Linked DNA regions of Homo sapiens: region 1 is linked to region 2. Evidence: chromatin contacts called from ENCODE Hi-C or POLR2A ChIA-PET data. All regions are on one chromosome and are shown on one strand. The core of a region is the stretch at or near the end of the contact, and the rest is flanking DNA. Distances in the headings are between cores, read along the strand shown.

Region 1 (4,599 bases), core at 889-3,388, 75 kb before region 2:
AAGCGATCCCCAAGCGACTTAGGAATGTAGTTGCTCCCCTGAGAAACCAGGCAGCTGCCATTCTCCGAAGTGCCCCGGCTTGCCAGGCACAGAAGGTCTCATGGCACCTCAGAGACTGGCCCTGCAAGGGACATGGCTGATGGCCAAATACAGTCACCACCTCGGGCTGCCCAAGCTCTGTCGAGCTGGAATATGGCAGGGCTAACATTACAGAAAACAAGTTGACGGCGTCAGAAATGGGAGTTTCATCACCCTCAGACGTGTTTAGCCCCAACTGTGTGTCAGTCTCTGCTGGACTCCAGAGCATAAAGGAAGCAATCATTGTCCAAGGAACAGAGTCCCTAAAGGAGGTAGTGGGGTCAGGGGAAAAGGAAGGAAGGAAAGGGACATTTATTAAGAAATTTATTGTATGCTGCAGTTTACTCTATTATCTCATTTAATCTTCTGAACAATCCTACAAGACTGAAGGTGTAAGAGCCATTTCTCCACCTGGCAGGTGATGAGAAGACAGTGATGACAATGACAGCTAACGTGCACTGAGGGCTTCCTTGTTCTCAGTGCTCGGCAGGTGCTACTGTCATGCACCATGTAACAACATTTGCGTCAGCACAGACCGCATTGATGATGGTGGCTCCATAAGATTATAATACTGTATTTTGACCCAACCTTTTCTATGTTTAGATGTGTTTAGAAACATGAATACCAGGCATGGTGGCCCACGCCTGTAATCCCAGCACTTTGGGAGGCCGATGAAGGTGGATCACGAGGTCAAGAGATCGAGACCATCCTGGCCAACATGGTGAAATCCAGTCTCTACTAAAAATACAAAAAGTAACTGGGTGTGGTGGCTGACGCCTGTAGTCCCAGTTACTTGGGGGGCTGAGGCAGGAGAATTGCTTGAACCTGGGAGGTGGAGGTCGCAGTGAGCCGAGATTGTGCCACTGCACTCCAGCCTGGGCGACAGAGCAAGACTCCATCTCAAAAAAAAGAAAAAAAAAAGGAAAAAGAAAAGAAAAGAAACATGAATACCTACTACCATGTTCCAATTGCCTGCAGCATTCAGTACTGCAGTACACTAACGTGCTGTACAGGTTTGTAGCCTGGGTCCACAGGCATACACCATATACCACAGGCTGTACCACCTGGGTTTGTGTAGGTACCCTCTGTGATGTCCACACAATGAAAAATGTCTCAGAACATTTCCCAGTGTTAAGTCACACATGCCTACATTGAACACGACCCTCACAACATCCCCATGGAGTGGGTGTCTCACCCACAGAACCAGAGACAAACATGGGACATCCAGGGTTGGGGACAGCAGTTGGCAGGCGGGGTGGGGTGGTCCTGAGCAATTTGGCCAAGGTCTATGGCCAGCCAGGCTGGAGCTGGTCCCCTCCCCAGCTTGGATTCATAAATGCCATGTGTTAGCTCACAGGGGTGCTGCAAAGGTTAAATGAGAAGATGGGTCTGACCTGCATGGTACTTAGTAGGTGCTCAATAAAAAATGGGTTGAGTGAAGGCTTGTGGTTTACAGATGAGGAAACTGAGGCTCAGAGCTGTTTTGTGACTTACGCAAAGCCACAGAATATAAGTGGCGGAACTTAGCCTTCCAACCCAGGTCTGCTGGCACCAAAGCCCCTGTATTTCCACATTTAGAGCCGGTAAACAAATGATTAAAATGCAGCAGAACGAGGACTATTAGAGATAAACACAGTCTGCTCTGTGGAGCTGAAAGATGAAGTAAGACAGTGAACGAGAAGGGGTCGATACGTGTCCACTGAGGAGATGACGGGAGGCTGCCCAGACTGGAGGAAATCCCAAAACATTAACAGAGGTTCTTTTCTGCAGGAACGATTGCAAGTGCAAAGGCACAGAGGGGTGAAAAGAGAACGGGCTGAGGTTTGATGTGATTTAAGCGTGGGGGGCTGGGAGGAGAGAAGAAGATGGGGAGGGGAGGGAGAGGAGCCGGGGCCATAGACCCAGGCCGGGTTAGAGATGCGGCAGAGAAGGACGTGAACTTCTCCTGGAGATCCTGGCTGTCCACCCGGCTGCACGTTAGAATTGCCTTGGGAGTTAAATAAAAATATCCCAGTGTCCAGAGCCACCCCAGCCCCACAAGCCCAGTGCAGCAGAGCAGGCAGCGGGGCCGGAGCAGAGAGAGAGAGGTCCGAGCAGCAACGGGGCCTGATCACTGAGGATGAGGGCCGCTGGGAGGACTTTGGCTTTTTTTGGGATTTTCATCCGAGTCCGTGTTCCCAATACTCATGTCCTTGGGTGACCAGGCTCTGTTTGTTTCCACCCAGGCTCAGAGGAAACAGAGCCTGGCTGAAGGGAACGACTTCATCAGGATACTGGAGGTGTCCAGGCAAAAGTTCAAAGTCTTCATCTAGACTCTTTGCAGCAATGGAATTAGGAGAAAAGCAGAGATTCCAGAGATAGTTGGGAGGTAGGACCACCAATCAGGCCTGAGCTCTTGAAAGCAGAGAAGATGGAATTCCCAGTCCTGGTTGGTTGCAATGTCCGCTTCGTGCATGGCTCTGCAACACTGTGCACAGCTGTTATGCACATTTAAGACTCCGCAAACAATAAGCTAGCAGCAAGCGGCCCCCTGGGTCTTGGTTGTTCCCAGCATACTTGGTATCTGAGCTGTGATTGGGGTGGGGAAACAGGGAGGAGAGAGATGAAATCAAGGACCATAGTTAGTGCAACAGGCAAAAAGAAGCCTTGCCTGAGCAGGGAGATGAGAAGATTCCATCTGGGGGAGTGGGGAGCCCCCAGCCCATTAACGAAGGCCGTGGGGGATACAGGCCAGACCTGCAAGGAGGAGGGCTTGAGCCCCGGGGTCTGGAATCTTTGGGCTATTATGATATCTGTCATAAAGTGTGGCCGCCATTCCTGTCTCTCCAAGAAACAGAAGGTGACAGAGCCCCTCTCAGTGTTGGGACCCGGAAGCTCAAAAGGGGGCAAAGACATCTAGGCTGGGCAGAAACGAAGACGAGACACCTGCGTGGGGCATTCCAGCAGCGGCAGAGGAGGACGTGAACTGATGGGAATTTCCACTATCTGGGTTTAAATCCTGGCTGGAATTTCTCACTCTTTCCATTTCCATTTCATATTTCAGTTAAAAAATAATGACAAAGGCCGAGGGTTACAGAGCAGCCTCCCCCTCCTCGGTAATTACCAAATTAACACATTCTAACAGGCGCCCCCGCAGCACACTGTGATTAACGCACAAGGACAATTAGCTGTAGAGCCTTCTCCTCTCGTTTTAACCTCCTTAAACAGCCCGAGCCGCGTGCAGGGCCTCTGGGGTGAGCCTCCTCGGCAGGCACTCCCTCCCCCTCGATTTAATGGAATCTGAGACCCGGTTTAATGTACTAGGCAGTGCACAGTCCTGTCCCGCCCTCAGGGGCCTCACCCCACAGGTCAGGGAGGCAGCCTCCCCATCCAAGCAGGGGGCCGGGAAAATGAACCCCAAATTAATTTATTCAGCCAATTCATTAGGCAGGCGTTGATTGAGTGCCGGCTCTTCGCCCGGCGCGGGGCTGGGAGCCCAGGGAGATACAAGATAAAGTGGAATGCGGATGGCACATTCCTGGCGCTCGCCGTCCGGGAAAGGGAATCAGGCGGCTGGTCTAAGACACGCCAGAAAGTGGCCGATGTGAAACAGACTCCATGCTCCTGAGGAATTCCAGGAAGGGGGCACGGGGCTGGGTTCTTGCGGACGGCCCAGGGAGTGTGGCAGGTTGGTGAGGTACCCAGAAGCCAGGGCTGCAAATGCAGGAAACTGGCTGAGAGCTGAAGGGGCAGCTCAGCTCGAAATAAAGCTCAGCTCGGCTCGAAATAAAGCAGAGGATGTCAACTGTGAAATTACACCCAAAAGGCAGGAGCCTGGGCTGGGTGTGACATGGTCTGGCTTAGTGACAACGTGGCTTTGGCTGGGGTGTGCTGAGTGCTGGGGAGTGTGAAGAAGAAGATGTGGGTGGGTGGGGACCAGCTCAAGGAGGTTGCAGGGCCCACAGCGGGGAGGGGGAGGTCAGCAAATGGAGGGGCTCACCTGGGCTCCTTCATCCAGAGGCCAGTTAGAGATTAGGATGGAGCTGATGCAGAATCTCAGATGGAGGAGGGAGGAAGGAGGGAGGAGGAGCACAAGAGGTCACTCATAGGAAGGATTAGCAAAGCTTGCACCTGATTAGAGCTGAGGCCCCAAAGAAAGGCAAGTGCCAGGGTTCAGGCTAGAAGGAACAGTGTGGGGGTGTCAGCACCCATGGCTGGGAGGGGAGGAGGGCTTGGGCTTTGGGGTTGGAGCAGGAGCAATGTGGTTGGAGATGGCCGGGTGGGTCTCCACGGAGCCGCGGCAGTGGACAGGAAGGCCCGCTGGGGACACTAATGGGGAAAGAGGACAGACAGGGGCTCTTGGGTAAGGTCTGGAGACTCCAGAATTCACCCGACCTCAGGCCTCAGAGGACCACTTAGGTGGAGCCTCCACTGTCCAGCCCTCCTCAAAGTGCACCTTCAGAGCGGGGGAGTCGGAAGTCTAGAGGTTCCAGAAATGCTCCTCAGCATTCTCCTGCCCTTGGTGGCAGAACCTGGAACCAG
Region 2 (5,000 bases), core at 2,245-4,744:
AGGGCAGGGTGGCTCACACCTGTAATCCCAGCACTTTGGGAGGCTCAGGCAGGCGGATCACTTGAGGTCAGGAGTTCGAGATCAGCCTAGCCAACATGGTGAAACCCTGTCTCTACTAAAAATACAAAAATTAGCGGGGCGTGGTGGTGCCTGCCTGTAGTCCCAGCTACTCAAGGAGGCTGAGGCACCAGAATCACTTGAACCTGGGAGGCGGATGTTGCCACGAGCTGAGATCATGCCACTGTACTCCAGCCTGGGCGACAGAGAGACTTGTCTACAAATAATAATAATAATAATAATAATAATAATAATAATAATGTAGCAACTATAGAAGGCCATAATACTCTTTAGCATACATTGTAGCAGGTATGAAATGCCACATACTTACTGGTATACATTGTAGCAGATATGAAACAACACATACTTACTGGGATACATTGTAGCAGGTATGAAATGCCATAATGCTAGAATATAATGTAAGAGGTATGGAATGTCACCACACTGATTAGTCTATACTGTTTTACATCAATGAAAATGTGTGTTCATGACTTTTCAGCCAAAATGGTTTTTAAATCTTCAACTCATTTCCCCTTTTTAGATTGAAAGAGACTTAAAATTGTGCCCCATCCCATCCCTGAAGAATTTACTACAGGAGAAGGCAAAGTCATCCTGCCGTATTTTTAACTGATCGCCTGCTTGTGCCTGTTTGCTGAGATTTATTCTCCCATTAATCACTGCCCTCCCTTCATTCATGTTAAATATAAAATTGATTAGGAAAGATCCCCAACATGGTTTAAAAAAATAATTAGCTGCTACATCATGTTGCCCACAGTGTGACAGAAAGGAGTGATTAAATTAGGAATATTAAAACCCCATTAATCTGCGCTTAACTTAAGCTCTGCTTGTTCATCTCATGGTGGTGCTTATTATTTCTGACACTGAAAGATATTTGAATTACCAGCTGCAACAAGGTCACTTGCTGAAAGATGTCAGGTCAGCCATTAGTCAAAGGCGGGAGAGGCGACCAGAAGTGGGGACTGCCCATGTGTCAAGGAGGCCCCCACTTGAAGATGCCATTGCGAAAGTGGGCAATGTACCGCACTCTGGCAGGGCCGGGCTGCAGGCACCCTTAGGGCTTTGCCACACACCTCCTCTCCGTCACTTCCCACTGGTCACTTGTGAGGGTAGGGACATCTGTGGTGTCCTGGGCAAGCATCTTTTGCCCCAGCCCCAGCGGAGCCTCCACCTCTTGTCTGTGGGTTCTTGAATGCATGCACTCTAATGACAGTGATTATCTAAGAATGGCAAATGTCGCCTGTTGGATGCTTGCACGTCCCCAGCACCAAACGGAGCTCCTTTGCATCTTTTATCTCCTTCATTTCATCAACAGCCCTGAAAAGTGGCCAGCTCTGGCCTCATTTAACAGGTGAGGGATCTAAGGCCCAGATCCAGACACTCGGCTAAGGTCACACAGCGGGCAACCAGCAGAAGTGGAATTCAGCCCCATCTGTTGGGCTCCAAAGGGACACCCTTGGCCACTCGGAGTCCACAGGTCTTCTTCAAGAGGACGTGGCCATGCAAAGGCACAGGGATGCTGTTTTGGGAATCAGTCCTGTGTTGCATGATTTAAAAATGAGTTCCAGGCCAGGCACGGTGTCTCATGCCTGTAATCCCAGCACTTCGGGAGGCCAAGGGGGGCAGATCATGAGATCAAGAGATTGAGCCCATCCTGCCCAACATGGTGAAACCCCGTCTCTACCAAAAATACAAAAATTAGCTGGGCATGGTGGGGCATACCTATAGTCCCAGCTACTCAGGAGGCCGAGGCAGGAGAATCTCTTGAACCCGGGAGGCAGAGGTTGCATTGAGCCGAGATTGCACCACTGCACTCCAGCCTGGACAACAGAGTGAGACTCCATCTCAAAAAAAAAAAAAATGAATTCCAACAGCAATGACAAATCAACTACTATTGCAGAGTGTGGAGCTGGGTACCAAGCGAGAATCTCCCTAGAGCCTGCCCCACCCCCACCCCTGTAGTCTGGTACCTGGGAGCTGGAGACAAGTCAGCAACAGGGATAAAAGGCTTCTCACCCCTCATTTCTCCTTAGAGTAAGAATTTGGCTAATGTCTGCTTTCAGCCATGTCTTCATCTACTTCTTCTTCCCCTTTAATGTCACTTGTGCTCTGTTACATGAATCTGAATCACACCCAAATACAGTCATGACTCTAGCCCTGGAGGGACAGGCAGGGATGGTCGCTTTCCTGATGTCAGGCCCACTTGCGCTGCCCATGCTGGTGTCCCCTCTGCTGGGTCTGGGGTGGCTGCCTGAGGTCTGCGTTCAGAGTGTGCCTGGGGCTGGGCTAGACCAAGGAGGCATCTCCCTGGAACAGCTGGAAGTGGCAACATCAAAAGGGTGAAGGTGAGCTGATCTGTGGGGAGAACGCCAGGGTCCGTGGCTCGGGATCCGCCGTCAGGTCTGAACAGAGAGTGAGCGTGCCTCATGGCGGTAGTCCATAGATCTCTCCTGAATAAATGAAGCCAGGGAAGGGCAGCTGCGATGTGAGGTCAACGCTAGTTCAGGAAGGAGAGCAGGAGATGCACAAGGCCAGGGGCTCGGAGCAGGGAGGCTGTGGGGGGCGGGGGCTTTTGCACCAAGTCCTGGCCACCGGGCCCCAAGGGGCAGGCCCCTCAGTCTCTGTCTGACCCCAGACATCTCCTCTGATGCAGACTGTGCTGTGCACTGTCCCTGCGCTCAAGCTCCTCTTCCTCATCTTCATGAGTGCTCTGTCCACACCTCCCTCGGGGCTCTGGGCTCTTTCTCCCCGGCGCCGGTAATCCCTTTCCTCCCTCTCCCTTCACAAGGAAAAGCTGTGTTGAGCATGGATAGAGACCAGCTTTCCTGGGACTTTTGGCCATCTGGTTCTCTGAGCGAGCACAACCCTGCCTCGACCTCCGTGGCTTCTCCCCACCCCTGACCACACGCTCACAGGGCCCTGTGGGCCCCACTCCTGGTACCAAGTCCCTCGGTTCCCCAGGTGCCCGGCGTGCTCAGGTGCTTGGTTGAGGTTATGGAATTGAGTCTAAGTGGGACTGGAGACCCCCTGGTTCACCCCCCTCATGCCACTGATGAGAAATGAAATCCAGTCCATCATTGACTTTGCCCTACTCGAACTGTTGGCTAGTCACTGGCTGCTTAGAAGAAATTCACACTGATTATTTAAGAGCAGAAGCATTCAGATCCCATAGAAAGAGTTTTTCTCCATAAAGGATGCCTGGGACAGCCCAGCGTTGGTTCCTGTTACACAGTGTTCTCTCCGTCGCATGCTTACCAGATGTGTCAGTGAGGGACAGGCCTGGGAGGAGATGTGTCTGGACTTGGGCACCCCTGCTTGCCCCAAATAACCACAGTCACGTGCTGGCCACAATGCCAGACAGTCCAAAAGTTGTGAGCCAAGCGGGCTGGCAGCCCCGGCCCCCACTATTCCTTCTTAAATGGCAGAGAAAGAGCTTCCCTTGACCCCCACAAGTTTTCTGCCTGTGGCAGATGTGGGGTTGTCAGTTCCCTGGTGGGGGCCCGGGTCCAGAAGCACTCAGCTGGATTACTGGAAAAACGAAGATACAAGCCTATAAAAACAGCCTGGCTCCCAGTGAATTCCTGAAGCTGGCTATTTATAGAGGTGGTTTGGAACAACCTAGGGCCTCCCCGCAGGCCTCCTCAGAACCTCCAGGGCAGCCACACAGAGGGAGCACATGACAGATGGGACAGAATGCCTACCTGGCCCACTATTTCACAGGGCACACAGTACTTCTGTGTCTGCACGTGCTCTCCAGGATGCTGTACCAGGCAGATTCAGACCTCAGGCTCCTGGAGAGCTGCCATTGCTCAGGCTGGGGCCAGGCTCTGCGATATTCTGGAAGGGCAAATTGAGTTCCCACCATCTTCAGCACAAATACTGGGGTTAGGGGAGGCACTGAGAATGGTCTGACAACAGTCGGTTTGATTTTACACCATTAACTGCATAAAACGTTCTGGAGAAAATGTATTTCATCATGAATTCTGGGCAAAGTATATTACAAGAATAAGAGAGAGATCCTTTCCATCTTTCAGGCTCTTTATGAGTGGCGGGACAGCTTCTGGGTAGGGCCCTGGGAAGGGAGACTGCTGTGGGCTCAGCACCTCCTCCATCCCTCCGCCCCCATCCTGCCCCTGGGGAGCACAAGGCTCGCCCTGCGTCCTGGCCCTGGGACTGCGCAGAGCTTGTCACATTGCAAGAATCATGAGCCAGCCAGAAGGAAAGGGCAGAGAGACACCAGCAAGCCTCAAAAAAATAACCCTGCCCTCCCCGCCTGTGGCCTGAAGTCATTGCGTTAGCCAGAACCCGGAGAATTAAAATCAATTTGATGTGTAGCTTTCTCTGGCTAATGAGCTTTGAAGAGGATTGAGAGTTTAACGCTTCCATTTTCTCAGCAAGAAGGTGATCTGGGCAGGCAGGGGCAGCCCCAGAAGGTGAGGGTTGGGATTTGAGCAGGGTAGAAAGGGTTAGCGCTGTCATTCTGAGTGGTGACCTGGGACGGGGTTGAGGGAAGGGGTGGTGTTGAGGGGAACCTTTACTTGGACAGTCCTGTGGACAGCGAGCAGGGAAGGAGGTGAGAGGCTGTGAACCCACCTCCCACTGAGCAAGCTTGGCACAGGCACCAATGCCAGCAAGGGCTTCTGGGCAGAGAAAGTTGGAGCCTGAACAGGAAGGGGTGTGAGAGAGAGTTAGGAGAGCCTGACTTTGCAAAAAACACAGCGGAAGGTTCCTGGGGAGGAAGGACAGTGGCTGGGAGCTGGCGGGAAAATCCAGTCTTGACTGGAGGGGACCAAGGGAGGCTTCAAGCTACGCCCAGCTCAGTGAGCCACCTCAGACCAGCCAGCGGGGCGAGGACAGGAGCCCGCACCTGGAGTGAGAGGCCCTGGACTCCAGCCCCCGCTCTGCCATTTACCAGCTGTGTGGCC

The links. A loop is a pair of places that touch in the nucleus more often than their neighbours do. ChIA-PET counts read pairs that join two places held with the same protein, here RNA polymerase II (POLR2A). Pooled maps may share reads with other maps.
Region 1: a loop to region 2 is called in a map of heart right ventricle, with 2.5 times the contacts of the local background. The contact joins two enhancer-like sites. A Hi-C loop is called at or near these places in 16 of 168 maps with a recorded cell type or tissue (CD4-positive, alpha-beta T cell, CD4-positive, alpha-beta memory T cell, CD8-positive, alpha-beta T cell and 8 more) and 20 of 50 pooled maps. POLR2A ChIA-PET finds 5 or more read pairs at or near these places in 11 of 52 experiments (CD4-positive, alpha-beta T cell, CD4-positive, alpha-beta memory T cell, CD8-positive, alpha-beta T cell and 7 more).

The regions. Positions count from the first base shown.
Region 1 is chr17:77,675,350-77,679,948 of GRCh38, reverse strand. It overlaps LOC107985079 (a long non-coding RNA gene), which reads right to left. Exons shown (of 2, transcript XR_001753032.2): 2 at 1-2,646. Among named protein-coding and RNA genes, the nearest start is that of LINC01987, 51 kb to the left of the region's middle. Within about 2 kb of position 2,138, at least 2 of the 41 ENCODE cell types and tissues checked have a DNase peak (open chromatin) inside an H3K27ac peak, as active enhancers do; they include heart right ventricle, where a contact is called at or near this core.
Region 2 is chr17:77,600,990-77,605,989 of GRCh38, reverse strand. No RefSeq gene overlaps it. Among named protein-coding and RNA genes, the nearest start is that of LINC01987, 130 kb to the left of the region's middle. Within about 2 kb of position 3,494, at least 16 of the 41 ENCODE cell types and tissues checked have a DNase peak (open chromatin) inside an H3K27ac peak, as active enhancers do; they include heart right ventricle, where a contact is called at or near this core.